2 separate regions of the Mus musculus genome follow, and region 2 is linked to region 1. A link is a loop called in an ENCODE intact Hi-C map of the cell type or tissue named here. Cell type or tissue: gastrocnemius. All regions are shown on one strand. Each heading gives the region's core, and the rest is flanking DNA. Links, peaks and the distances in the headings are about the cores only. Region 1 overlaps 2310068J16Rik (RIKEN cDNA 2310068J16 gene). Region 2 overlaps Lima1 (LIM domain and actin binding 1).

The links. Peaks named below come from ENCODE experiments on the same cell type or tissue, not always from the same donor. Only the 100,000 strongest peaks of a DNase experiment are listed, where the experiment ranks them.
Region 2: it touches region 1 in a loop (2.1-fold over the local background); 2 of 42 quality-filtered maps call a loop at or near these places.

What each region holds. Positions count from the first base shown.
Region 1 is chr15:99,957,198-99,972,451 of GRCm38, forward strand. It overlaps 2310068J16Rik (RIKEN cDNA 2310068J16 gene), which reads right to left. Exons shown (of 1, transcript NR_028124.1): 1 at 14,970-15,254. It also overlaps a transcript of Fam186a not described here and a transcript of Larp4 not described here. Among named protein-coding and RNA genes, the nearest start is that of Larp4, 8.0 kb to the right of the region's middle. In gastrocnemius, for the core only: no CTCF peak of the experiment used is centred there; no DNase peak of the experiment used is centred there; H3K27ac peaks cover 714 bases.
Region 2 is chr15:99,847,935-99,863,188 of GRCm38, forward strand. The region is part of intron 1 of Lima1 (LIM domain and actin binding 1); the gene reads right to left. Among named protein-coding and RNA genes, the nearest start is that of Lima1, 20 kb to the right of the region's middle. In gastrocnemius, for the core only: no CTCF peak of the experiment used is centred there; no DNase peak of the experiment used is centred there; H3K27ac peaks cover 972 bases.

The sequences.
Region 1 (15,254 bases), core at 5,624-10,623:
TAAAAACACACTTGCTTGTGCACAGAGAGAGAGAGAGAGAGAGAGAGACAGACAGACAGACAGACGCACACATCCCATAAATAAGTTTTTAATTTCCAAGTGATTTTCACAATTCTAAAACACCATGGCACAGCAGCACCTGTGCTGAGCAGTTGTTTGTGCGCTTGACACAAGCTAAGGTCATCTGTGTCTTAGGGCTACCACTGCTGTGATTATACACCACAACGAAAAGCAACTTAAAAAAGAAAAGATTTCTTTCACTCTCAGTCCATAGAACGGTTCCCCATCACAAGCAGTTCCAACAGAATCCTGGCGGTGGGGCTGAAACAGAGAGCATAGGGGAACACTGCTTGCTGGCTGTTTTGTAGCCTGATCTCATGAAGTCATTTTTCTCATCTTCTCATCTGAGGCTCCCTGCCTCCTCTCTGATGACTCTAGCTCCTGTCAAGTTGTCTCTGGGAAGAGAGAACGTTGATTGAGCAAATGCCCCAATCAAACTGGTCTCCAGACAAGTCTTAGGGGCATTTTTCTGATTAAGGATTGCTGTGGGAGGTCGGGCCCTGCCCTCTGGCTGAGACCAGCCCTGGCAAGGTGGTCCTGAGTCAAATACAGAGTAAAGTGAACAAGCCCTAAACAGCCTTTCTCCACTGGCCTCTGCTTCATTCCAGCCTCCAGGTTCTTGCCTCGAGTTCCTGCTGTGACTCCCCCTGATGATGGGCTTGCACCTAGAAGCCAAATAAACTCCTTCCTCCCCAAGTTGCTTTTGCAACTTGTGGTCTTTATCACAGCAAAAGAAAAGCAAACTAGCCAGGTGTGGTGGTGCCAGCACTCCGGAGGCAGAGGCAGGCAGATTTCTGAGTTCGAGGCCAGCCTGGTCTACAGAGTGAGTTCCAGGACAGCCAGGGCTACACAGAGAAACCCTGTTTCGGGGAAAAAAAAAAAGAAAAGAAAAGAAAAGAAAAGAAAAGAAAAGAAAAGAAAAGAAAAGGAGAGAGAAGAAAAGAAAAAAGAGGAGAGAAAAGAAGAGAAAAGAAAAGCAAAGCAAACTAGAGGCTGGAGAGAGGGCTCAGCAGTTAAGAGCACTGGCTGCTCTTCTGGGGTTCAATTTTCAGCACCCGCAGGGCAGCTCACAACTGTCTGTAAACTCCAAGATCTGACACCCTCACACCCACATACATGCAGGCAAAACACCAAATGCAGGCACATAAAATAGAGATAAAATTTAAAAGCAGACTTAATGGTGCCAATAATAAAGCATTTCTGCTAATTGTATCTATCTAGTGTTGCTACAATAGAACTAAATTTGTATCGAGCTGTTTGTAGCTTTCACACTTTAGTTTAACTTAGACATGAAGGTCCGTCTACTTCAAGTTAAATTTGTCCTAGGATTTAAACATTGAGAAGCATGAAATCATAACTAATTTCCTTTTGTTTACTCATATTCGCATTAATTTTAAAGTATGACTATGATTAGTAGAATATTTATGAATATAATTTTGAAGGAATCAAAAGAAATGTTGAAAACATTTTAAAGCCAACTACAGTGACACATGCCTATAATCCCAGCAGCTGGTGGCAGAGGAAATGGAAGGCAGGAGAACCAGGAGTTCAAGGCCATCCCTGGCTATTTAGTGAGTTCAAGGCCAGCCAGAACTACATAAAATTCTGACTTAAAGGAAACACAAATAAGGTGGGGTTTTTTGTTTGTCTTGAGGCAGGGTTTCTCTGTGTAGCCCTGGATGTCCTTGAACTCACAGAGACCTACCTGCCTCTGTCTTCTGAGTGCTGGGACTGAAAGGGTGCATCACCCACCCCCCAGCACAAATATAAGGTATTTTGGAAAGTGCAGTAGAGGCGTAGAGAGTAGAGAGCACTGCTATGCAAGTGTGAGAATCTGGGTGCAAATCCACATCAAAGCAGAACATGGCTAAGCTAAGCATGCCTATCACCCCAATACTGAGGAGCAGAAATGGGCACCCGGTGGCCAGCATCTTAGCTGAAATAGTAACCTTCTGATTCAGTGAAAGACACTGTCTCAAACAAATTGGTGTGTATATATGTGTACGTGTGTATGTGTGCATGTGTGTGTATATATGTGTACACATGTGTGGGTGTTCCTATACTTCATGAAAAATATAAAGGACAGTATGAAAAGGAGGGAAAAGAGGTCCTTAGCAAGGGAGGGAAAACAGACGGTATGGAATCCTTGTGACATGGGTGGAAATGGAGCTCCGCTGATAGCGCATGCCTTGTGTGCTGGGCAGTGTTCTCTAGTGGAACTGGACGTGTGGAATGACTCTACAGGAGAGAGAGAGTTAGAAATGGCTTATAGACCGGGCATGGTGCCACATGCCTTTAATCCCAGCACTCGGGAGGCAGAGGCAGGCGGATTTCTGACTTCGAGGCCACCCTGGTCTACAAGTGAGTTCCAAGGCAGCCAGGGCTATACAGAGAAACCCTGTCTCGAAAAAAAAAAAAAAAAAAAAAAAAGAAAAGAAAAGAAATGGCTTATAGGCTTATAGTCCAGCTAGTCCAACAATGGCTGCCAACCAAAATTAGTTCCAAGAATCCAGTCATTGTTCCGTTCACAAAGCTAGATGTCTCAGCTGGTCTTCAGCATATGCCAGAATCCTCGAAGAAGTAGCCTGTAAGTGGGTTGTGGTGGCACACACCTTTAATCCCAGCACTTGGGAGACAGAAGGAGGCAGCTCTCTTGTGAGTTTGAAGCCAGTCTGGCCTACAGAGTGACTTTAAGGACAGCCAGGGCCACACAGAGGAACCTGCCTTGAAAAAACAAAAACAAAAAGGAAAAAAGAAGGGGAAAAACAAACAAACAAACAAACAAACAAACAAACCTCTTTACAGGTGTACCTAGCCACTTGGGTTTTAGATGATTTCACATGTAGTCAAGTTGACAACCAAGAATAGCAACCACACTTAACATGCATAAATTGCTAGGTTTGATTCTCCAGCACCACTCAAAATTGGCTGTGGTGACATATGCCTATAATCACAGCAAACAGGAAGAGGAAACTGGAGGATTGGGTGCTCAAGGTTAGCCTTGGTTATACAGTGGAAATTGAGGCTAGCCTGGGCTAGCTGAGACCGTCTCAAAAAAAAAAAAACCAAAACAACCAAAAACAAAATAAGCAAGGTATAATGATACACTTCTTAGATCACAGCACCTAGGAGACAGAAGCAGGTAGATCTCTGTGAATTCTGGGCTAGCCTAGTCTACACAGAGAGTTCCAGACCAGCCAGGGAGATATAGCAAGAGCCTGTCTAAAAACAGGAGCTATAATATTTGTTCTCAAGTAGATATGGTCGTGACTTATATCTATAATTTCAGCACTTGGAAGGTGAAGGCAGGGAGATTTTCAATTTAAGGCCAGTTCGGACTACATAGGGGATTCCATGACAGCATAAGTTACATAGGGAGGCCCTGTCTCAAAACATTATCAATAAATCAAAGCTTATGCACAGCCCTTTACTAGAACATAAAAAATGTGCTGGGCAGTGGTGGTATACAGCTTTCATCCCAGCACTCAGGTGGCACAGGCAGGTCAGCCTGGTCCAATATGGCCATTTTTTTTTTTAATCAAAGAAAGTCAGGACTGCCGGGCGTGGTGGCGCATGACTTTAATCCCAGCACTCAGGAGGCAGAGGCAGGAAGATTTCTGAGTTCGAGGCCAGCCTGGTCTACAGAGTGAGTTCCAGGACAGCCAGGGCAACACAGAGAAAGCCTGTCTCGAAAAACCAAAAAAAAAAAAAAAAAAAAGAAAGAAAGAAAGAAGTCAGGACAGGAACTCAAACAGGGCAGGAACCTGGAGGCAGGAGCTGGCTCAGAGGCTATGGTACTGCTTATTGATTTTCTCCCCATAGCTTGATCATTCCACTTTCTTATAGAAGCCAGAACCAACAGCCCAGGCATGGCACCTCCCACAATGACCAGGACTCTCTCCCATTAACCACTAAGATAACCCCCTACTAAAGCCTCTTCCGGAGGCATTTTCCTGACTGAGGCTCTCATCATACAGATGACTTTAGCTTGTGTAAGTCAATATTAAAACTATATGGCTCACAGGACAAGCAAGACATTTGGAAGAACCTTTCTTAAAAGGTGGTTGTGCCTGTATTGTGAGTCCACTTTATACAGGCTGCCAGAAACGGATGTGGTGTGGCCATGACTCTCAGCCATGCAGAACCTTCTGAGAGCCTTCACCTGGATCCTTGATGCATACTGTGCCACTGGCCAAAGAACCAGGCACGAGAGCCAGGTCACCGTGATGTTCCACAGCAAATTTGGAGTTGTGAGAAGGAACACCACACCCTTTAAAGTTTTGTTTCCAGGTCTGCTGACAGAGGAAGGCTGTCCTCCAGACCCTGAAATTAGTCCATCCTTAGACCTATTGCAAAGTAGACGTTAAAGTATTTGGGAAAGGCTACACAGAAGGAGAATCCGACCAGTGGAAATGCTCTGTTGATTTTAAAGGCTGAAATCAAGTGCCTTCTCTCCTCCAATTCCACGGGAGCCACACTGGGTCTTGCAAAGTGTGGTTGGTTTTTGTTTGGTTAACTGGTTTTGTTTGTTTAATACATTTGGTTGGTTGGTTGGTTTTTGAGACAGAGCCTCAGTCTGTAGCCTTGGCTGGCCTGGAACTCACTAAGATCTGCTTGCCTCTTTCTCCCAAGTGCTGGAACTGAAGGGGTGTACCACCACACCTGGACTCCAATGGGGACTTTTATAACTTTGGAAACAGTATGGTCTCTGAACCATAATTACCCATAAGTAATGGCAAGGACGCACAGACATCAAATGTTTGCTTGGAAACCTGGAGGACAGGTAGAAGTAGCTGTCCTGGGGCTACAGAGATCACTCAAAGGGGGAGAGCAACAGCTGCTGTCCGCAGAGAACCCAGGCTTGCTTTCCAGCACCAGAGGATGGCAGCTCACAGTCCTTCTGGTTCTTGAGAATCTGACGCACTCTGCTGGCCTTAGCAAGCTCTAGGTATTCATGTGGAGCACATACACGCATGCAGTCAAAATATCATATACATGAAGTAATAAAATAAATCTAAGGCCGAGCGTGGTGTCACATGCCTTTAATCCCAGCACTCGGGAGGCAGAGGCAGGCAGATTTCTGAGTTCGAGGCTAGCCTGGTCTACAGAGTGAGTTCCAGGACAGCCAGGGCTACACAGAGAAACCCTGTCTTGAAAAACCAAATAAACAAACAAACAAATAAATAAATCTAAGAATTTTAACACAGATATCTTTAATATACTTTATATATTCTTTTTTTTCTTCCCCCCCCCCCCAGACAGGGTTTCTTTGTGTAGCCCTGGCTGTCCTGGAACTCACTCTGTAGACCAGGCTGGCCTGGAACTCAGAAATCTGCCTGCCTCTGCCTCCAGAATGCTGGGATTAAAGGCGTGTGCCACCACTGCCTGGCTACTTTATATATTCTTAATAGTTTAGGTAATCTTTTAAATATGTAGGTTTTACTTTTGAAGCTTGTTTTTTACAAATATCTTTGCTATAGAGAATTTTTTTAAAATTAATCTGATTTTACCAGCTGGTAATTGAAGTAGGAAGGATTCAAAAATGGCTGACTACTCAAATCACCTACAAAACAAAATATAAACTGATGCCTATTCTGATCCATGAGCAGAGTCAAAGACTGTGTCCTGCTACCAAAATCTCCAAATAACCTTACTAAAGCTGGATTTGAACTTGAGCATGCGTGCATACACACACACATACACATAAAAAGATTCAGAAAGAAGAAAATAATATATAACTCTCTTTATATAAAATGAAGACTAAACAGGCTGGTGGTTAGCTGTAAATTAGGGGGCAGCGAAGCAGAAATATCTAGGAAGATCATAAGGGCTGGGTGTGGCGGTGTACACCTTTAATCTCAGCAGAGGTGGGCAAGTCTCTGTGTGTCAAGGCCAACCTGGTCTACAAAGTGAACTCTAGCACAGCTAGGGCTGTTACAAGAAATCCTGTCTCAGCCGGGCAGTGGTGTCCTCCCAGCACTTGGGAGGCAGAAGCAGGTGGATTTCTGAGTTTGAGGCCAGCCTGGTCTACAGAGTGAGTTCCAGGACAGCCAGGGCTACACAGAGAACCCCTGTCTCAAAAAACAAAACAAAACAAAACAAAACAAAACAAAACAAAAACAAAAGAAGGAAAAGAGGAGAGCGGCTTTGTTGGAGGAGCTGTGTCACTAGAAGCAGCCTTTGAAACTTTGAAAGGTCCTGCCATAGGCAGTTAGCTCTTTCTGCCTCCGATCTGTATATTAAGATGCAAGGGCTAGAGAGATGGCTCAGTAGTTAAGAGCACTGACTGCTCTTCCGAAGGTCCTGAGTTCAAATCCCAGCAACCACATGGTGGCTCACAACCATCCATAATGAGATCTGATGCCCTTTATTATAATAATAATAAATAAATAAATTTTTTAAAAAAAGATGCAAGGTCTCTACTGTCCTTGCCACTATGCCTCTGTTCCACCATTATGGACTCTAATCTTCTGACACTTTCTTGTAGTTGTTCCCGGTCATGGTGTCTTATCACAGAAATAGAAAAGTAAATAAGAAATTGAAGAAGGAGGACTTGGGTACAGTCTTGACCATGCTGACTTTTGGAGGACTGTGGAAAGCTCTGGGACTTTGGACTAGGAGAGAGGTTGAATGCTAGACCCAGGGCTTAGAAGCTATGCTAGGAGGAGGGAGCTTGGACATCAGTAGTGCTGAGAGCAGTTGGACCATGGGTGCCCAACTCAAGATGTTTCAGAGTAGAGTGAGATTAGTATCTCAGCTAGAGGCTGTTCTTGCAATATTTTGGCAACGAATGTGGCTGCCTTCTGCTCTTGTCCCAAGAATCTGCCTCAGCTAAATTTAAAAGTAATGGACTAATTTCTTCGGAGGAAGAGATCTGTTGTGTGGTTATTGTTAGGTCTCAAACCCTGGACACCTGGAAGAGGTACCTATTAACATTTCAAAGTGGACTCTAGCAGGCAGGTTCTCTGAGCATCCCTGAGTCCTTACCTGTCACAGGGTCCTTTTACTTGGCATACCCCACCTGCTTCTGGGCTCCTCTTCCCTCAGCTCTTCCTTATATAATCCATTTTGACCACATTGACCCTTCTGCCTTTTTAGTCTCTTGAACAGTCTCTTGGTCCAAGCCACCTCTCTTGCTCAATGGCTTCTCTTGCTCTCCCTCTCCCTGTCTTCACATAGTCGGGCTCAGTGTGGCCATGTTCACTTTGTACTCTCCTAGATGTGTCTGCCTGTGCTCTCATGTCTATAATAAAAACCTCAATCCCCTTAGGGCAGTCATGTCCCTCTTTTATTTCTTCTTTTCCTTTCAGTTATTAATTATCTCACGTGGGTCTATAAAGAAAAAGAATGAGCAGGACAAACAGAAAAAATGTACAGTGTGAAGCAAAAAAAAGAGCACTGAGAAATTTAACACTGGAACCAAGGTTTGGGCTCAAAAAGGAAGAGGACGAGGAGAGGGAAGAGGAAGGAGAAGAGGAGGAGGAAGAGAAGGAGAAGGAGGAAGAGGAAGAGGAGGTGGAAGAGGGAGGGGAGAAGGAGGGAGAGGAAGAAGGGCCTGCTCCAAAATGGAATATAGGAAATATACTCTCAGGGCAAGACACGCGACACGCCCCCCACCCCCACCCCAGCCAGCTGAGCTTCCAACTTGTAAAAACCAAGAAATTTTCTATTCCTAAAAAAGAAAAAAATGAACAGCAACAACAAAAAGAAGCTTATACAAATGATTTGTGGGAGCCAGGTTCCCTCTTTCCCAAGCAGGCACTGGAACTTGGCAGTGTCAATAATGTGGTTCTGACATTAGAGTCATGAAGGGTGTATGTGTAAAGGGGTTACAGACTCTCCCTCCACAGTTAAGGAGAGCCACTGAAGCCAGGCATATAAAGGGGATGCCCTGCAAGGAGGCCCTGCGATGCCAGTGTGTGCGTGTGCGTGTGCGTGTGCCTGTGAAAGAGAGGCCTGGATTGCACTGGAGACCCCACAAGGCTAGAGGTGCCAGAGCCAGGAGACATCTGGCAAGGAGAGTTGGAGACAGGGAGTGGTACCAGCTCAAGAGGGAAGTGTGTTGCAATCAGCAAGCTGGAAGGAAGGGCTGAGTCCCCAAGGCCTCTGGTATCAGACTTGGAGCTACAGGGTTTCTAGTCTGCTTTGTCCAGTATTTTCTCACTCTGCTCCCATTTGTCCTTTAGAATGGCAATGTATGTTCTTCGCCACCGTGCACCAGAAGTATGTACTCTGCTTTTTTATTGTGACCTTGCAGGGCGTTACAGTTAAGAGGCATTACAGTTTGCCTTGAATCTCAGAAGAGACTTTGAGCTTTGGACTTTCACACAGGGTTAGGACTGTAAAGGAGAATGGGGGCCTTTGAAGTTGGACTCCTTGGGTTTTGTATCCTGATGTAACCACAAGCCTATGGAGGCAAGGAGTGGAGTGTGGTAGTTTGAATGAGAATGGCCGGTAGGCTCACATGTTGGAATATTTTTTGTGGGCTCTGGGGTTTTAAAAGCCCACACCATCCCCAGTTGGTCCTTTCTCTGCCTCCAGCTTTCAGCTGTCTGCCACTGTGCCTTTGCTCTGCCCCGGACTCTCACCCGCTGCCACAGCAGGTCTCACAATGCACACTTTCTTTTACATGTTACCTTGGATGTGGCATTTGATCACAGCAATAGAAAAGTAACTAAGACAACAAATAAAGCTGTTAAGAGCAAACACAGGTGTTGCCAGATGTGAGAATCTGGAACAGGAAACACTGTGTGGAAAGCAGCCCCACTACTACCAACCTTTCCTCTCTTCCCTTTTTGGAAGTCCTGGAGTGGAGCCTAGAGTCTATCTCATCCTCCATCACTGCGATCCACTGTCAGCTTTAATCTACTTTTAAAATCACAGTTATGCCTTTACTTGTGTGTGGGGGTGGGGTGGGTGAAATTGCCACTCCACGTATGTGTGGAGGCCAGAGCACAGCTGGCTATTTGATTTTCTTCTGACAAGCAGGCTCTGGGGATCAACTTCAGGTGTGAGGCATGGCAGAAAGAGCCCCAACCAGCTGAGCCATTTCCACATGACACACCTTTTATCTATTATCTATCTATCTATCTATCTATCTATCTATCTATCTATCTATCTATCTATCTTAGCCACGTCTCATTAATATTCAGCACAACCTGGCCTCAAGTTTGAACACAAGATCAAGATCTTCCTACCTTCATCTTCCTCTTGAGTGTTGGAATTACAGATGTACACTATCAGATCCAGATCTACTGACTTCTTAAATTGTGCGAACAGTTTTGGTGTGAACAGGCTGATACAGAATTGGAGCTTGCTATCTGTCTATGGTCAGTGTGGTAACAGTGTCGTTTGAAGTCAGAGTTAGCTAAAATTCAGTCAGCTATTGAGTGTGAAGTGTTTTCTATTCAAACAACAACAACAAAAAATTTCACCTGGTTGTACAAAGTTATACAAAGCTGTACAAAGTCCGTCAATGGATTGGCTACTCACCTCTTTGGCCCGAAAGATATGTGATTCCTCAATCTTATGGATGACTGACTGTACTGATGCTGGGATCTCAAATTGCAAGCTCAGTGGATTATCACGGTTGCTTATGGGCTTTCTCAACGTGGCAAGTTCCTTGAATTCATCATCATCATCATCTGAGTCAGATTCATAGTAGACTTTGCTCTGCCTTTTGACAGGCATTTTGAAAATTTGGGTGATTTCTTTGTTTCTATTCTGTTTTTCACAGAATATAAACAAATGCTACTAAGTGTCCACTAGGAAGCTTCAAGGACTCCCGAGGTTACAAGGAACACTACTTGGACCTACTAGAAGGCTTCAAAGATTCAAGTCTTGATGATGCTATTAGTAGACCCATTGTGACACTGTCATTGACTAGAATGCTTAGGGCTGCTTCCTCTTTGTAAAGAACTAGACATTCTATACGATTGTAGAACAGGGAGGGGTAGAAAACACAGGGTAGCAGGAATGCTAAAAGGAATGGAAGACACAGTCCTGCATTGAAGAATTACGTTCTAGGTGTTAGAACCCAATATCCAGTCTCTCCTCTCTTCCTGGACTCGGCTGAAATAGGCTTAAGCCTGTATGGGAATAGTGTCCTACGAGCTCCTCATCTGCCCATAACTTTTCTACCATTTGATAGCTTAGAAGGTATTTGGAGGAGTACCAGTTTCCCCTTACTGATGTTTTCTTCTTTTGCTTTCTTTTAGTTTTGTTATGTTTTTAAGAGCCTGACAAACTTTGGGGTTTCATAGTTGACTCACAAAATTGAAGGAAACATTAGAGGCTGCTTTCTACCCAAGTAGAGGTATGCCTCTCTGGGCAGCTCTGACTGCAGGGGAGGCGCTGGGATTACAGGTGTGCTTAGCTAGATAACTTTAAAAGCGGGAAAAGCCTAAGAAATAAAGTTGAGGCCTCTTGGTTCTTCCCCAGTGTGCATTGCCTTTTCAATCCTAGTTCAGGGGTAACAGCAAGCATGGATTTGGGGTGTCATGTACCTAGTCTATCTTTACATAGTTTTACTGTGCTTATGGACCCATAAACTTTACAGTATCATCTGCTAGACTCTACATATTTTTAAAAATGACTGCTGTATGGTTTCAGCTCTCTACAAAAATTTCCTATGTTGGTTCCTTGTTGGAAGCATTGTAAAATTAGTCCTCTGTTGGGTTCTCTCAAGATCTGAACAGAACACAAAAAAGGTGTTTTAGTTCCCAGGGCCTGAGTTGCGAAGTAGCTGCTTTTCTTTTCTTTTCCACTCCATCCCTTCTGCACACTATCGATGACTGAACACAGGGCTCATGTAGGCTCCACAAGCTCTCTACCACTGAGCTACACAGCCAGCTCCACTCCCCTGTATTTTCAGTTTATTTCTAGACAGTTCTTTTTTAAATTGGCGGATTGGGCTTGAATTAACTCTATAGCCCAGACTGGTCTTGAATTTATTTATTTATTTATTTATTTATTTAATTATTTATTTGGTTTTTCGAGACAGGGTTTCTCTATATAGCCCTGGCTGTCCTGGAACTCACTCTGTAGACCAGGCTGGCCTCAAACTCAGAAATCTGCCTGCCTCTGCCTCCCGAGTGCTGGGATTAAAGGCATGCACCACTACGCTCGGCGAATTTAATTTTTAAAATTACATACTACATTGACTGACTGATTGATTTTGTGTGTGTGTGTGTGTGTGTGTGTGTGTGTGTGTGTGAAGCTTGTGGGAGTCATTTTCCTCCTACTATGTGGTTCCTGGGGACTTGAGTTACCAGGCACAGTGGCAAGAGCCTTTACCCACTGAGCAATCTCACTAGCCAAGGTCTTCCACTCTTGATCTTCCTGCTTCAGACTCCAGGGAGCCAGGATGATAGACAATCTCTACCAAGCCCAGCAGCAGTTGTCTTTTAAAGATAATAAACATGTACAGGTCAAACTAAATGTTTCTCTTTGAGATTCCACCGTCAGCTAGGCACAGTGGTGCAGATGTGTAATTCCATTCTCAGGTGCTGAGGCTAGGCGATTGCTAGAGTTGAAATTCATCCTGGGTTGTAGAATGAGGCCCTATCTCAAAATTTTTTAATTTTTTTTTTTCGAGACAGGGTGTAGCCTGGCTGACCTGGAACTCACTTTGTAGGCCAGGCTGGCCTCGAACTCAGAAATCCGCCTGCCTCTGCCTCCCAAGTGCATGTGCCACCACTGCCTGGCTCTATCTCATTTTTTAAAAAAAGGTTGTGACTCCCTTCTCTGTTCCCAAATAACTTCGTAATTGGTACTAGCATGCACACACCACACACTGGTCCTGACTTCTGTTTCCCTTGCATTTAGGATGCTTTCCCTTAGATATTCCAGAGAAACTGCCTGGATGTGGACATCTGCTATGCACATCTGCGAACACCCAGAATACTGCCTGGGCTGATGACCTCACCGGACTCCTATAGTCATTATTTCCTCTCCTATCTTACAGACCACAGCCCAGACCTAGTTACCAAGGATGTTCAGAAGGTTCAGAACTTCCTATTCTTGTCAAATTAAGAAAGTCTTAAAGCTCTCTTATATTTTACAGAGAGAAAGGTACAACTCTTCTGGAGCCATTTACAAAGCCTTGTCAACTGAACTAATTTAAAACTATTTTTCTCTCACTCTTTTTTATTTTTTTAAAAATTTTTTTAAAAATTTATTTATGCCGGGCGTGGTGGTGCACGCCTTTAATCCCAGCACTCGGGAGGCAGAGGCAGGTGGATTTCTGAGTTCGAGGCCAGCCTTGTCTACCGAGTGAGTTCCAGGACAGCCAGGGCTACACAGGAAACCCTGTCTCGAAAAACCAAATAAATAAATAAATATTTTTTTTTTCTTTTTGGTCGAACTTAGAAATTTGCCTACCTCTGCCTCCCAAGTGCTGGGATTAAAGGCTTGTGCCACCACCATCCGGCTCTCTCTCATTCTTGTATCCCTCCCATGTAGCATGGAATTAATCAGCAACTGGATATGCATCCTTTTTGTTGTTGTTGGGGTTTTTTGGTTTTTTGTTTGTTTGTTTGTTTGTTTGTTTTGAGACAGGGCTTCTTTGTATAGTCCTGTCTGTCCTGGAACTCACTTTGTAGACCAAACTCAAACTGGCCTCGAACTCAGAAATACGTCTGCCTCTGCCTCCCAAGTGCTGGGATTAAAGGCGTGTGCCTTTAAAACCTGTAGACCAGGCTGGCCTTGAACTCAGAAATCCACCTGCTTCTGCCTCCCAAGTGCTGGGATTAAAGGCGTGTGCCACCACTGCCCAGCTAAAGGCAAGCTTTAAAATCCTCCCCTTCCTGTTGAAGAGCTGCTGCAGTTACCGTAAGCCACGAAGACCATACAATGGGGTTTTTATGAACAAACTAAAAATGGGGGAAAAATTAAGATAAACTATAAGTTGCTAACTAAAGACATGAAGAGATCTGTGAAGTAGAGTCTTGGGGAGAACCTTATATAGAGAGATATTGATTGACAAATACGGAAGATACCTTGATGCATCATGGCTTTGGAGGTAAGTGCTTTTGTTTCTATTTTAGTGGGAGAGAGTTTTGTAATATAGCTTTTATTTGCCTGAAGTAAACTTTGTCTCTGAGGCGTACTGCCTCTGTCTACTAACCTAGGCTTAGTCCTAGAATCTTCTAGCCTCCGTACAATCTTATCTAGGCCTAGAATGTGTCACCTGTAACACTTGCTGCTGAATAAACTCACCCTTTCCTAGTTCTTTCTGAGCTTAGGGTGTCTGGTTAACTCAGCTCTTCTGGTTCAAACTCCACTCCAAGCTTACTGATGTCAGATTGGCTTCTCCGTTTCTTACTGATTTATTCTGCTTGGGTTCAAACCAACTTCGGCAACTTTGTTCTAGTATTCTGGCTCCTTCTCATTCTTTGGCTTGATCTGTCTTCACCTATGTCTAGTTTGTTCTCTCTCCAACCTGTCTGTGTACAACTGTCCCAGTAAAAAACTGCCCCTTCCTCTCTCTGCACTGCTTCCTCAAGTTGCTTCCCTTTCCTGTCTGTTCTCATAAGAACTGGGCAGATCCTATTCTGTGATTTGGCACTTGGCCACTCAATTAGAAATCACTTTCAAACATGGGTGCTTCCTTCTTCAAGCTAACTTTACCTTCATTGTTTGGGATTAGAGATGTGTGCTAAGGGCTGAGCTACACCATAGCTAGAAATAGGTTTTTTCCAGGATATGACAGTCTCAGGGTTCACAGTGTGATCAAACATTCTGCAACTAAGTTTAATGATTGAGATTAAAAAAATAATAGTAATGGCTGGTCGTGGTGGCGCATGCCTTTAACCCCAGCACTTGGGAAGCAGAGGCAATGTAAGAAAGTGAGTCTCTTGTGAGGCAAAGGAAAGGGGGTTATATGGGTTAAGAAAAAGAAAGTTGGGGCTGGGTGTAGTGGTGCATACCTTAATCCCATCACTGAGCAGGTACAGGCAGGAGGATCTCTGAGCTTGAGGTCAACCTGGTCTACAAAGTGAGTTCCTGGACAGCCAGGAATACACAGAAAGATGTTGTCATGGGGAGGTAGACTTGTGGGGAGGGGAAGGGAGAAAGTAAGCAAAAGAAACAGAAAGGAAAGAATTGAAAGGTTAGGCCTGCAGAGATGGTCTAACCTTTTTTGTTAAGAGCACTGGTTGCTTTTGTTGAGGACTCAGGTTCAGTTCCCAGGCATGCAGGAGGGAGCATATACATGCCTGCAGGCAAAGAGCCATATGTATAGAATGAAAATAAATTTTTAAGAAAGATAAAGAGGGCTGGGCATGGTGGCACACACCTTTAATCTCAGCACTCGGTGGGGGTGGGGGTGGGGGTGCACAGGCAGGCGGATTTCTGAGTTCTAGGCCAGCCAGGTCCACAAAGTGAGTTCTAGGACAGCCAAGATCTACACAGAGAAACCCTGTCTCAAAGTGGGGAAAAAAAAAAAAAAAAAAAACAAGAAAACAAGCAAGAGTTGATGAAATGAAAACATCACTTTAAGGTGTTGTTCCAGCATTCAGGTGGCAGATAGGTAGATCTCTGTGAGTTCAAGCCAGCCTGGTCTACAAAGTGAGTTCCGGGAACAACCTAGTCTACACAGAAACCCTGTCTCAAAAAAACGGAAACACACACACACACAAATATATATATGTAAATTTTTTATTTTTTTGTTTTTTTTGAGACAGAGTTTCTCTGTGTAGCCCTGGCTGTCCTGGAACTCCCTCTGTAGACCATGCTGGCCTTGAATTCAGAAATCCGCTTGCCTCTGCCTCCCAAGTACTGGGATTAAAGGCGTGTGCCACCACGCCCGGCTCATGTTTTTTTAAATTAAAAAAAAAAAAAGTGTTTGAAACTGGAGCAATAGAGACTGGTAGAGGAAGAATAACTCTAGTAAAAATAATTAAATATTTGTATACTATTTTATTTGACTATGAAAACATAATAAAGAAGAGATCTAGGCTAATTATTTTTAGTAGAGCATTAAGCATCACAGCGGAGCATCATTATGTTAATGAGACCTGATTCCGAGGGGCTTGGGCTAAAGTTTTATCAAAGTTGTAGCGAAAGGAATCTGACTGTTCCAGCACTCCTCCAACAATACATTCATAGGGTCTTAAGATTAACTTATGCAAAATGCTTAGTAAAGTACAAGCACTGAGTAGCTGAAGAGTATCTTAGCTCCCTCTTCAGCTTTT
Region 2 (15,254 bases), core at 4,679-9,678, 110 kb before region 1:
GGAAATCTTAGTCAAAGGTTAGGAGAAGCACCCCTCATATTCAAGCAGTGAATAGAGGGTACCCTCAAAGCTGAACAGAAAGCTCCTCTCCAAAGAGTGCTCGTGATTTATTGACTCTGCAGCCATCTACACAATTACAGCACAAGGCAACGATGTGGTTAGAGGCGATGCATACCTCTGGCTCGATGCATACCTCTGGCTCGGTGAGAGGAAAAGACATTAGCTTGACTTGGGATTTGCAGAATGGAAAGAATGTGAAAGTGAGGGCAGGGTGGGAGAGGGGAGTGAATGGGGGGGGGGGGGAAGCACAGCACTAGTGTCTGAGGAAGAGTTAGATTCCAGGCAGAAACAGACGGAAGGAAGCCAGGCGGGGAAGAGGAATTTGGGCCATATTTCAACGGTGGAGAGAAGTAGCCTGTGAGCGAACAGATATAGAGTCTAATCCTTCTATGTATGACCTTTAAGGCAAATAAAAATTTCTCTCCGCTTTAACATTCACATCTGCAGGACAAGAGATCTATCATGCACCGCAGTCTGCGGTGGAGCACGAAAAGTTTCTGGAAAGATGAGACATATGTGAACATCATGTTCTATGAGCGCTTATTTTAGCTGGCTGTGGTGATACATGCCTATGGTGGTGCTGATGGCAGTGCCCCTTGCTATCCACCCCAATGTGCTGGGTTGGGTTCAATAGTAGACTACATACTGATAGCTAGGAAGGGAGATGTTCACTCCTGGGCCACCTGGCTGCTGCAAACCTACACCAGTTGGTTTTCAGTGAGGGAACAATGGGCCATCACGGTAGCTCAGTGAGGAAAGGCGCTTTCTCCAAGCTTGATAACCTGAGTTTAAGCCCCACGATCTGCGTGTTAGAAGTCGAGAACTGGGGGCTGGTGAGATGGCTCAGTGGGTAAGAGTACTCGACTGCTCTTCCGAAGGTCCGAAGTTCAAATCCCAGCAACCACATGGTGGCTCACAACCACCTGTAATGATAATGAGATCTGATGCCCTCTTCTGGTGCGTCTGAAGACAGCTACAGTGCACTTACATATAAATAAATAAACAAACAAATAAATAAATAAATAAATAAATAAATAAATAGAAGTCGAGAACTGATAAATAAATAAATAAATAAATAAAAGTCGAGAACTGATCCCTGCAAGCTGACCTCTGACTTCCACACCTGTGCCACGGTGCACATAAATGTGATTAGAATTTACCAAAAACCACCGAGACGGCTATAGATTGCCCCCTACACACCTGGATTCTGCATTAGCGGAATAAAACCAACTGAGAACCAAAAAATATTTTCAAAAATTTGCATATACAGGGTATGTTAGTGCATGCCTGTATTCTCAGTACTCAGGAGGCTGAGGCTGGGGGATAGTCATGAATTTAAGGCCACTCAGACCTGTCTCAAGGATCAAATAAAACAAGAAACCATGGAAGAAACCAAGAAACCAAGAAACAGTGTTGTACCCACACTGAATGCACAGATTCGGGTCGTTGTTCCATGATCAATATACACAACTATTAGAGCAGCACGCATCATGCTAGGCATCATATGTAGTCTAATGATGGTGTGAACTGCATATAAGTTCTATGTAAACATGACACTATTTATATAAAGGGATTTGAGCATCCACAGCCCCAAAGTCTTCAAGGGACTGCAGTTTGTTATCAGAATAGTAAGCATCAGAGGTAATCATCCCTACTTCTGAGAGAAACAGTTACTTCTGGTCACTATACACACTCCACTGTAAACAGGGATCCAGCTATTATGTACTTAAAGGTATAGTATTGCTCTTCAGCATCCAGTCTTTCTAGATGAGGCTCTTTTTCAGACTCCCAAAACCATCCTCTTAGGTCAGATTTTATGATATAAACATAATACAATATATAATAAATAAATAATAAATATATAAAATGTACACATAATAAAATATATGTATATGTATGTACATATAATAAAAATATTTGTTCGAGGCCAGCCTGGTCTACAAAGTGAATTCCAGGACAGCTAGTACTATACAGAGAAACTCTGTCTAGAAAAGCCAAAAAAAAAAAATTTTTTTTTTTACATAAAAAACATATATCACTGAGCTATCTCTCCAGCCCTTATTCAAACTTTTGACATAAATGCAAATCATATGAAAAAAATGAAGCCTTAATAACTTGAAGGCAGGTATGGTATTACAAGCAAGCCTCTGTAATACCAGTACAGAGGGTAGAGACAGGAGGATCCTGAATTTGAGGACGGCCTAGTCTGAGTAGTGAGAGACTGTCCTTGTCACCCAAATCCTATAAACAAGAAGCTTCATCTATCATACATACAAAGCTCACTGTTTTACTGCAGAGACATAACAGACAAGTCTATAGGCGTGTGGGCTAGTCACTGCCACTGTTGCTGGAGAACTTCAGCCAGCTGCCTGTAGAGATATGTATCTAGACAATAGGATAATTGTAACGCCAACCAAATTCCCAGAGTCAACAAGGACGTAGATGCTTGTATCAGGACAGAGTCACTTCAGGAGCATGTGATCCCTCTTTTATCTCCTTTTATGGATATTTTGTATAGAAAAGTGGTTGTGTAACTGAGAAGCAAATTCATGGGTGGAAGGATGGGGAGTAAGGTTACACTTGCTGAGCAGTTTGCCCTAAGTGTTTATATTTATTTACTGAGTCACACATTACCAGGCCAGGGATAAAATATGGAGGCAGACAAGCTCTCTCAGACACAATCTTTTCCCCTTCTTGCCTAGGGTCTGGGAAAGTAACTGTTGCAATCTTCCACCTGGCCTTTTCTCCACCCTTCACCCTTGAACTAGAGATTGAGCCCAGGGCCTTGACCTTGCAAGACAAAGGCTCCACCACTAAGTCCAAGCATCCAGGCCCCTGACGATTCCTCCTCCTCCTCCTCCTCCTCCTCCTCCCCCTCCCCCTCCTCCTCCTCCTCTTCCTCCTCCTCCTCTTCCTCCTCCTCCTCCTCCTCCTCCTCCTCCTCAGCTTATCTCTATCCCAGATTTTGCCCTTCTACCCAAGATGTGAGCTATTTTTGATGACTATGTTTCTATATCTATAATACATATCTGAACTCACACATAGCTTTTTAAAAAAAATTATTTTATTGTTATTATATCTAAGTACACTGTAGCTGTCTTCAGACACCCCAGAAAGGGGCATCAGATCTCATTATGGATGGTTGTGAGCCACCATGTGGTTGCTGGGAATTGAACTCAGGACCTTCAGAAGAGCAGTCAGTGCTCTTAAACGCTGAGCCATCTCTCCAGCCCCACATATAGCTTTTTAAAATTACTTTTTTAAAAAAGATTTATTTATTATTTATTATATGTAAGTACACTGTAGCTGTCTTCAGACACTCCAGAAGAGGGAGTCAGATCTCGTTACAGATGGTTGTGAGCCACCATGTGGTTGCTGGGACTTGAACTCCGGACCTTCGGAAGAGCAGTCGGGTGCTCTTACCTGCTGAGCCATCTCACCAGCCCTAAAATTACTTTTTACCTTAAGCTTTTTCCTCTCACACGCACTTTGCTGGTACAGCGCAGTCAGACTGCAGTCCTCACATGCTCCACTTCATCATCCATCTATTGCTCTGGCCTGGCTCTATCCCCAGACATTTCCTACAGACCACTGAACCACCAACACAAGGACCACAGACCCCGTCCTTGTCTTTAACCCCCAGCACTCAGGAGGCAGAAACTGGTGGATCTCTGTAAGTATGAGGCCAGCCTGGTCTACAGAGTGAGTTCCGGGACAGCCAGGGATACACAGAGAAACCCTGTCTCCAAAAACCAAACTAAAACAAAACAAAATTCCCCAAACCAAAAGGCAAGAGCCACGTTTTAGCTGCTCTTGCCTCTGCTTCCTGGGGGCTAGGATTAAAGCCACACTTTAGATCTTACTATCTTCTTGTCATCTCCAGAACTAATTAGTCCCTCAATTTTGAAATTATCTTTTTAATGGCGCTCTCCTGACGCAAATCATTCTCATTATCTTGCAGAAGCCTCCCTGCCTCCACTCAGCCCCACTCCCAGAATCACTCAAGGCTCAGTTTCTCTTCTCCTTAAACTCTCACCTCGGCCATCGAGACAGTTCAGTGGGTGAAGGTGGTGGGCCTGATGACCTGAGTGGAATCCCTTGTAACCACATGGTGAAAAGAGACAGTGGAGTCCAATAAGTTGTCTTCTCATCTCCAAACACACATGGTACATACACACAAACACAAAATACTAAAAAAATAACATTGATCACATCATACAGTCTGTTGCTGTTTTGTTTGGGTTAAAATTTTTTAAGGATTTATCTATCTATCTATATATCTATCTATCTATCTCTGTGTGTGTGTGTATTTTGTCTGCATCTATGTATGTGCACCATGTGTGTGCAATGCCTGAGGAGGCCAGAAGAGGACATCTGATCCCCTAGAACAGGAGTTTCCGAGAGTTGTAAGCTGCTGTGCAGGTGTAGGGAAACCCAGGTCCTCTGGAACAGCGGCCGGTGCCATTAACCATTGAGCCATCTCTCCAGCCTCTGGTTTGGTTTCTTTTAGAGTCGCATGCAGTTTAGGCTGGCAATGAGCTTGCTATGTAGCTGAGGCTAACTGAATCTTCCAAGTGCTTGAATTACAGGCCCTAGCTAATGACCATAACCAACAGGTATCTGTCAATGAAGGAAATGGCCTCAGGCTCTGAAGTCACCAGTTGGAGTCAGCTATTTGCATAGACTAGAGCTTTCAGGGAAAGGAGACTGAAACACACAGCTTGCTCACTAAACAATTCATTGCAAACTATGAGAAACCACTGAATGCAGCAGCAAAGTCCTTAGTGCTGAACTCAGAGCAGCTTGTCCCAGTCAGGGCTGTTGACATAACTCAGGTGTTCCCTCATACATGCTAATGAATAACTATGTCAGACAACAAAGCCAGAGTGGAAACAGAGAAACCAAAAGGAGTTAAGATGAGAAATGAGAAATGAAAGAGAAAAGAAATTTTAATTCAGTAGGTCATAAACTTAAGTACACACAAGAATCACCTAGGAAACTTGTTTCAAATACTGACTTTTTGGGTTCTTTCCCATGACTCATCAAGCTGGAGAAGAGCCCGGGATAGACCACGTTTTAACCAGAACCTTGCAATGGTTCTAGTAGCCAAGGTTCCCCTACCCCTCATTAAAGGCTGGAAAACACAGAATTAAAGGGCTGGAGAGAGAGGGATGTGTATACCAGAAAAGTAGGAAAGGGACCACATACAACACTCCCAGCATCCAGAATTCATCCTTTAAAAATAACCCAACCGGCCGGTGGTGGCGCACGCCTTTAATCCCAGCACTTGGGAGGCAGAGACCAGCGAAATTCTGACAGGGTTTCTCTGTATAGTCCTGGAACTTACTTTGTAGACCAGGTTGGCCTCAAACTCAGAAATCCGCCTGCCTCTGTGTGTGCTGACACACATCTGTAACTCCTCATTCTGGACTTGGAGGCAGGAGGATTAGGAGTTCGAGGCTGACCTGGGCTACTTGAGAGCCTGTCCTAAAGGAAACCAAAGGGGCTGGGGGGATTGCTCAGTGTTAGGGGATGCATGATCTTGCAGAGAACCGGGTTCTGCTACCAGCACCCACCCTACCCTCACTTCGCCCCCCACTGGCAGGCAGCTCACAGACCACCAGCAACTCCAAATCCAGGGACCTGAAGCCTCTGCCCAGCACACAGAACTCCCACGCAAACACCCAAGCTCATACATTAAAAAAAAAAAAAAAAAAAAAAAAAAAAAAAAAAGGACAGGGCTAGAGTGGTGGCTCAGCGGTTAAAGCTGATTTTCCAGATGACCCCAGCACCTACACAGTGACTCACAACCTCCTGTAACTCCAGCCCACACAAACAAGTAATAAAATAAAAGTTCAACATTTTCTTCTGTTTCTTTAAACAGGCATGGCAGTGCCTGTTTTATTCTCTGAACTTAGGAGGCAGAGGCAGGCAGATCTCTGAATTTGAGGCTGGCCTGGACTACAGAGCTAGTTGCAGGTCAACCACAGCAAAGTAAGATACCATTCTCAAACAAACAAACAAACAAACAAAAGTGTTTTAAAGGTGAATGGTTCAGCAGCAGGGCACTTGTCAAGCCTTAGGCCAATCCGAAGTACTAGGGGCAGGGAGGGAAGGGAAGGGAAAGAAAAATAACACAAAAGTAAAAGTGAAGCCGAGCATGGTGGCGCACGCCTTTAATCCCAGCACTCGGGAGGCAGAGGCAGGTGGATTTCTGAGTTCGAGGCCAGCCTGGTCTACAGAGTGAGTTCCAGGACAGGCAGGGCTACACAGAGAAACCCTGTCTCAAAAAACCAAAAAGTAAAAGTAAAAGTGAGAGAAAGAGGCAACTCTCCTCACCCCCTGAGAGTTGAGAGTTACAGCCAGCTTGTGCAGAGTCTGGGACAGTGAGGAGCCAGGCAGACAGCAGTCTACCGTAGGAAAGGGGCTTAATAGAAAACAAAGCCAAGGTGCTGGAGCGATGGCTCAGCGGTTAGGAGCACTGACTGCTCTTCCAGAGGTCCTGAGTTCAATTCCCAGCAACCACATGGTGGCTCACAACCATCTGCAAGGGGGTCTGATGCCATCTTAGGTGTGTCTGAAGAGAGCAGTGGTGTACTCACATACATAAAATAAATAAATGATTCTTTAAAACCAAACCAAACAAAAGGTAGAGGTAGTGCTCACTTAGCATGCACAAGGCCCTATGCTCAACTCCCAGCACTGAAAAACAAAGCAAAATATTAAATTAAAAAGCAACTTAGTGATTTGGCCTGTGACCTCTGGTACTCGGTCAGGTCCATGTTTTTCATTGGCCACAATCACAGGGTCTAAAGAGAGCTTGCAGCAAACACTAAGTTCCTTTTGGCTTCTCCCATTTTCCTACTTACAGCAACTGATCATCAAACACCAATGTTAGGAGATTTAATTCTAACATCAGTGTTCTCCTGGCCTGTTTCTCAAGCTCTCTCGTGCACTTACTATTCCATGCTATGCGAGCCAAATCCATGTGACCCTGTGGTGCCAGAGATTTCGAAGATTTACAAAACGGAGAAATACAAGCCACTCTCTTAGAACGGGACTCAGTTGCATGTCCTGTGATGGGTCCCAGAAATCAGAGTAAGCTGCACTGCAGCTGCAAGAGACTTTAAATTACAATTGAAAAATATCAAACCTGGAAGATAACAGGCTTGGGCTCTAATCTTGCCTCTGCCACTAATTAGCCAAGTGACCTAGGAAGACACCTGTCTGGGCCTTGTCCTCCCTCTTCTTTAAGGCGAAGGGACTTACAATGGCCTAGTGTTTTTCTGACTCCAGGGCACAATTAGTAAGTTTCAAAACCAGTTTTTGGAGTCAGAACCAGCATGCTTTGCTCTTGCTTTTGTTTTTGCAAAGCTGAGCCAGAGCCTCTAGCGCACTGTGTGCTCACTGAATCAGTGAGAAAGCTCACTGGGTTACAGCCTCAGCCCGTTTATTTGTTTTAATAAGGACTAAAACATTGTAGCAAACACTACAGTGTTTGATTATACTATAAACAAACATCCTTAAAAAAAAAACAACACCGCTCTTGTTGAGCTATTTATGTGTTGTGTGTGTGAACTGTGTAGGAAGATAAAATATTTCTTTTCTTTTTCTTTTGTTGTTTGTTTGTTTGAGGTAAGGTTTCTCTGTGTAGCCCTGGCTGTCCTGGAACTCACTCTGTAGACCAGGTTGGCTGTGAACTCAGAGATCAGCCTGCCTCTGTCTCCTGAGTGCTGGGATTAAAGGCATGTGTCACAATGCCCAGTGGAAGGTGAAATATTTCTTTTTTTTTTTTTTTAATTTTTTTTTTAAGATTTATTTATTTATTATATGTAAGTACACTGTAGTTGTCTTCAGACACTCCAGAAGAGGGCATCAGATCTTGTTACAGATGGTTGTGAGCCACCATGTGGTTGCTGGGATTTGAACTCTGGACCTTCGGAAGAGCAGTCGGGTGCTCTTACCCACTGAGCCATCTCACCAGCCTGAAATATTTCTTACTGTGAGACAGGCTCACTTGACACGTGCTGGTGAGGATACAAGCAGCTGGAATGTTTGTATACTGTGGTGGGAAAGACAATGGGAGGGTCATTTGGAAAAGGGCACCACTTCTTCAAAAGATTACATGTAAAAAATTCTATAATATATAATTTGGTGTTTCCCCCCCCTTTGGTGGCTGCTGTGTGGGTATATTAAAATCCACTGAATGGGACACTTAAACAGATAAGCTACATGATGTGTAAATCATTATATTTTAATAAACCCTTATTTTTAAAAGTATAGTTTTAGGACTGGGAGGTAGATCGGCCATAGTACCTACAATGAGCTGGGTTAATTCCCAGCACCAAAAATAAAATAAAACATACATTATACATTATAGCTTGAAAGTCACCAGGTGATCATGATGACTGAGGTGCCCTCCCTAAGGGCATGCATCACCCACCTTCTCGTCATGGTTACCATGGTTACTGCGAGACAGGACCATACCTCGGAAACACCAGCTAACTCCAACTCTACTTCCAATGTTTACCAGGCTCAGGGCAGCCTTCCTTCTATGTACAGTCAAGGTGACAACTGGCCCCAGAGAGTGGTCTCATATACAGGGATGTAAGTATGGAAAAGGGTAGAGCACACAGCTTAAGGTCTCTTGACATCTCTATATACTAGTGTCGAGGTCACAGATGACAAAACATTAAAGATTCAGTTCTTATTAAAGCTTAGTTCCTATGTAAGACCTCCTATGTCTCTTATAAGGCTCTAATTAAAAATCATTTAGAATGGGGGCTGCAGAGGTGGCTAGGGGTTAGAGTCCTGACTGAACTTCTAGAGGATCCAGGTTCAATTCCCAGCATCACAAGTTTATCAAAGTAGAATACTTTTCCTACCTATAACTTTTTTCAAATTTTTAAATTTATTCTCTTATATATTACAACCCACTAAATCCCTCCCTCTTCTCTCTCTCTCTCTCTCTCTCACTGTGCACGTGCGCGCATGTGCAAGTGTGTCTGTTCCTCCTCCATTTCCCTTCAGAAAAGGGCAATCCTCCCAGCAATATCAACCAAACACAGCAGTTACAATAAGACCAGGGATCTTCCCTCAAATCAAGGCTGAAGGAGGCAACCTAGTAGGCAAAAAAGGTCCCTAAAGCAGGCAAATAAGTCAGAGACACACACCCCACGCCCACTGTCAGGAGTCCCACAGGAAGACCAAGCTATGCCATCATAACAGATGTGCAGTGGATCCCATGGGGGCTTCCTGTTTGGTGGTTCAGTCTCCTGAACCCGTCTCAGTTCACGAGCCCCGAGAGCCCAGGTTACTTGATTCCCGAGTGTTTCCTTTTGATGTCCTTGACCTTCTGGCTCCTACAATTCTTCCCACTCTTCCTCTGCCTAATGTCTGGCTGTGGGTCTCTGACTGTTTCCATCAGTTTTCTTTGATGACAATTATGTCAGGCTCTTGTCTATAGCAGAACAACATCTGGAATCTTTTGTTTGTTTGTGGCCTGGCACGTTTGGTTTTAGCTAGGCCTCTGGGCTATCCAGCCTCTGGTTCCCGCCCCTCCAGGCAATGTCAGGGGTGGGCTCCCTCCCACAGCACGGGTCTCAAGCTAGACCAGTCACCGGTTGGCCACTCCCACAACTTCTGCACCACCTTTACCCCAGCACATCTCAGGCAGAACACATTGTAGGTCGAAGGTTTTGTGGCTGGGTTGGTGTCCCAATCCCTCCGCTGGCAGCCTTGCCTAATTATGGTTCAGGTTTTGTATCTTTCATTACTCAGTCTTAGCTATGAACCCTTCATAGATTCCCGGGATTTCCACTGCCCTACATTTGTGCCTCTCCCCGGAAATGACCCCCAATTCCAGTGGTCTCTCCCAGTACTGCAAGCTTTAATCTTTAATTAGGTCCACAGTTCAGCACTGAGGGTGGAATCCATCAACATTTCTGCCTCCCCGCTTTGGGAAGCCCTCGCCTGCAGACCTAAGCAGGTGGTGCTTCCTTGACAGATGAGGGAACCGAGGCGCTGAGAGGTCATTTATACAATGTAACAGTTCTGCAGGTCTTAACAGCTCAGGCCTGCAATCCTAGCACCAAGGAAGGTGCCGAGACCAGTGGGGGAGGGTGCCGCCAGTCCAAGGCTAGCCTGGGCTCTCAAAAGCCAACCGAGACTATACAGAAAACTGTGTCTCATAAACAAAAACGCACACATGTGAAAAATACCCAAAGGCCTTTTGTACGTCCTTGGATTTTGTTTGTTTGTTTGTTTGTTTGGTTGGTTGGTTGATTGGTTGGTTGGTTTTTCGAGATAGGGTTTCTCTGTATAGCCCTGGCTGTCCTGGAACTCACTCTGTAGACCAGGCTGGCCTCGAACTCAGAAATTCTCCTGCCTCTGCCTCCCGAGTGCTGGGATTAAAGGTGTGCGCCACCACCACCTGGCACGTCCTTGTTTGACAGTAGTGTTTTTATTCCTTTTGTCTGTTTTCCCACCTAAGGACACAAGGAAATATTCCATCTTCCAAGAACCACAATAACATCATGCTACATGATGTCTGATATCTTATAACTTACTAAGGCAATGTCAATGTGCTGGCTAGTTTTGTGTGTCAACTTGACAAAGTTGGAGTTAACACAGAGAAAGGAGCTTCAGGTGAGGAAATGCCTCCATGAGATCCAGCTGTAAGGCATTTTCTCAGTGATCAAGCGGGGAGGGCCCCTTGTGGGTGGTGCCATCCCTGAGCTGATAGTCTTGAGTTCTATAAGAGAGCAGGCTGAGCAAGCCAGGGGAAGCAAGCAAGCCAGTAAGTAACATCCCTCCATGGCCTCTGCATCAGCTCCTGCTTCCTGACCTGCTTGAGTTTCAGTCCTGGCTTCCTTGGTGATGAACAGCAGCATGGAAGTGTAAGCTGAATAAACCCTTTCCTCCCCAACTTGCTTCTTGGTCATGATGTTTGTGCAGGAATAGAAACCCTGACTAAGACAGTCAATGAACATTTTTAGGTTGCTTGGCTCTTCACCGTGAGCAAGCCTGCAATGGATGTGAACACAGTGCCCACTGGAGGTGCACATTTGATGGACAGAGGAGCTTTTTTTTTTAAAGATTTATTTATTTACTTATTTATTTATTATATGTAAGTACACTGTAGCTGCCTTCAGACACTCCAGAAGAGGGAGTCAGATCTTGTTACGGATGGTTGTGAGCCACCATGTGGTTGCTGGGATTTGAACTCCTGACCTTCAGAAGAGCAGTTGGGTGCCCACTGAGCCATCTCACCAGCCCCAGAGGAGCTTTTTCCATCGACAAAAGTTCAATAGACATTCCTGAATTTCTCTCAGAAACGTCACATCAATTTATATATTTGAAACTACATTTATTTTATTTTAAAATTATAATCACACCCTCTCTCTGTGGTGTATGTGTGTATATGGTATGTGTGTTTGTGTGTGTGTGTGTGTGTTGTGTGTTTATATGTGTATATGGTATGTATGTAAGTGTGTATGGTAGGTGTATGCATATAGTGTGTGTGAGAGAGAGACATGCTTGTGCTATGGCACACATCTGGAGGTCAAAGGACAGCTTTTGGGGATTGCATTTCTCCCTCCACCATGAAATCTGATTTGGGCCACTGGGCATATGGAACATTTGCCTTTACCAGTTGAGCCACCTCGCCGGCATTTATTTTTAAATGTCATTTATAAATGGTTTATTATACCTCTGCAGCTTAATTACGCTTTTTAATTGCACAGGGGCTTTCTGAATATCACATGGAACTCCTTGAACAACTAAGCTGTCTCTCCCAGCAGCTGTCCCTTCTGGGTGTCTGATTCTTATCCAGACCTCATTAATATTCCTTGCAAGCATAAATGGCACTTGATGTACAGATGAGAACCACATCTCAATGGGGAGACGGTCCAGTGGGGAGCCTGACTGGTGTTATATGGCCCCACAGCCTTAAGAGAAACTCACTGTTTGGGGCTGTTTCAGGTCCTCCCCTTGTCCTGGCAGTCCAGCACTTCCTACTTGGGGAGGGGCCACTCAAATATCATCTGAATATTAGGCAGGCCTCAGAGGGTTCTCATTATATGATCCAGGCTGGGCACAAACTCTTGATCCTCCTGGGTCAGCCTCCCAAGTGCTGGAATTGAAGATTCTAGCCACCTACCTAGGGAGACGACATCTCTGCCAGGCCACTGTAGCCCGGGGATCAATTACTGAAAGCTAACCATTTGCCACAGGCTTTACACACGCTGGCTCATTATCCTCTTGATCTCATTCACTTAGTGTTTATGACATCACAAAGCAAGCATTCTCACCCGACAGAGGAAGAAATTAGTCTCAGAGAAGTTAATTTTCTCAGAGGCATACAGTTGCCGAGTTTTAGAGCCAGAGTCCTGGAGATGGTTTAGCAGGAAAAGCTGCCAGACCCAATGACCTGAGTTCAATTCCCCGGCATCCACCTGGTGAAACAGAAGAACTGACCCCCACAAGCTGCCCCCTCAATAAATAAGTAATAAATAAAATGAAAGGTAGTAGAACCAGACAGGCCTTGTTATTCTCACCTGTTATCTCAGTATTTAAGAGGCTAAGGCAGGGGGATTGCTGTAACTTCTATCCAGCTGGGGCTCTGGAGTGAGACCCTTGTTTCCAAACAACAGAAAAATGTGACAGACCAGACTTTAAAAGTCTTACGGACTCTGATTCCCATGGGGCAACAGCATGCTGAGAATCACACCCCTGGTGCCCAGGGTAGTCTGAACAGCCTTCTTTAGGCTGTCATGATTGCCAATGATACAGTCCAGAAGCCCCGACCTGGCCTGCATCTCTGCCCTGCCGCCCTGCGAGTTCATGTTAACATAAAGGATACGGGGCTGGAGAGATGGCTCAGTGGTTAAGAGCACTGACTGCTCTTCTGAAGGTCCTGAGTTCAAATCCCAGCAACCACATGGTGGCTCACAATCATCTGTAATAAGATCTGACTCCCTCTTCTGGTGTCTGAAGACAGCTACAGTGTACTTACATACAATAATAAATAAATTAAAAAGAAACGTAAAGGATGCATAGTATCTTACATTTAGGGCTGAGGCTATCGGTGAGTTGGTAGACCGCTCACATCCTCATGCCCAAGACTGCGGGTTCCATCCCTAGCAATGCACAGAACTTAGGCATGGAGTGCATTCCCAGCACCTGGGAGACTGTGGCCAGAGGTTCAGAAACATAAGTGGCCTTGGAGACTGCTCAGAGGGTAACGGGGTGATTGCAGTCTAATAGCCAAGCCCCGAGATTCCCAGAGTCTCTCCTGGAAGGAGAGAGCTGACTTCACAAAGCTGTCCACTGACCTCCGGACACAAGCTGTAGCATTTATGAATACCCCACCCCCACCCCAACACACACTAAATAAACAAAAGTTTAGGCCATCTAGCTATCCTCAGCTACACAGCGAGTTTGAGGCCAGCCTGGGCTAGTTGAGAGCCTATCTCAAAAAACCAAACAACAAAACAAAACAAACAAAAAACCCAATCCCTAGCATCTTGCAAGCTATTTTTTTTTCTTTCTGTTTTTTGAGACTGGGCTTCTCTGTGTAGCCCTCGCTGTCCAGAAACTTTCTCTGTAGCCCAGGTTGGCCTAGAACTCAGATTTTTTTTTTTTTTTTTTTTTTTTTTTTTTAAGGCAGGTTATTGCTACATAGCCCTGCCTGGCCTGGAGCCTCCCTCTGCCTGCGGAGTGTTGAGAGTACAGGCTTGGCCAAGTTCTGTTCTGTTTTGTTTTGTGTTTCCTTATTTGTTTTCTCGTTTATAGGGTTTACAGGGTTCGACTCTGACATTCTGGCTGAACCTGTACTCACTGCAGAGCCCAGAGACTCTGTGCTCCTCATCCTATTGCTGGAGTACGGATCTGTGTCGTTTTAATGGAATCCCACATACAGATGTGTTTCATCCTCACAGTAACACATGCAGAAATACTGTCACGGTGTATTTCAGTGGCTGGGTCATCTGTATAGAAAGGACCCGAGGTTCAGAAAGAAAATCAACTCCTGTTCATTTAGGAGGTGAGGCTGGAAACATGATGGCTTCCAGCACAAACAAAAGAGAAGCGTGGCTGTGGAATGTGGGGGCGCTGCAGGCTCAACTTATTTCTGTCAAATCACCAGCGAAAGAAAGGGTCGGGCCGGGCCGGAATGTGCCTCAGTGTAGGGAGCTCTTGCATTTCAGAAACCCCAGTCAGGGGCTGGGCAAGATGGCTCTAAGCCTGGTGGCGTGAGTTCTCCACAGAGCCCACGCGGTGGAAGGAGAGAGTTCACACCAAAAGCTGTTCTCTGACTCCACATGTGTCCACATACATGTACATGCAAGATAAGTTAATGTAAAAAGAAAACTTAAAAAAAAAAAAGAAACCCAAATTAGCTTGTTAGACATATAACTATGGTAATTTCACATATCTTCTTTAAACATGAAATATAATTTATAGCTTTTAAAAACACACTTTGATCTGAAAATTGCAGGTCATAAAAGATCACCCGAGAGCCTCTCTAATCTTCTTCTCCTTTAAATTAAACAATTACCGGCTCTAACACATACAGGCTTCCCCCCACCTCGCTCCCAAATAACTAATTTGTTTTTTGTCTCGTTGCTTCCTCTCTGCCTCTCCACGTCGGTTGATAATTAACTCAATGCAAAGGGCAGACAGCTCCCGGGGAGGGGTTTTCGGCCAGTTCCTACAGTGAGAGAAATGGATAGAAAAAGGCAGCCAATGATTTCAAATTTAAGGTGAATGTGAAAGGAAGCCCATTTGATCAGAGAAGCTCGGAAGTGAGCAGCTGGCAAGGCTCTTCGCATAGACTGTGTCTCCTTTAACCTCTGCACTGGTGACATACGTATGTGATCATCAGGTGCATCACATATGCGTCTCGCGCGCGCGCGCGCACACGCACACACACACACACACACACACACACGGAACACAGTGCTGTGCTGGCACTTTCCCTACCGTGTTCAACAAAGTCCCACTGTGTAACTGAGTATCTCACACCTAGTGGTGGCGCTCCCAGCACTTGGGAGGCAGAGGCAGGAAGATCTCCCAGTTAAGAGGCTAGCCTAGTGTACAGAGTGAGTTCCAGGACAGCCAGAGCTACAACAGAGAAACCCTGCCTCAAAAGACAAAGCAAGCCAAACTGAGTATCTGTCTGCAAGCCACATGCT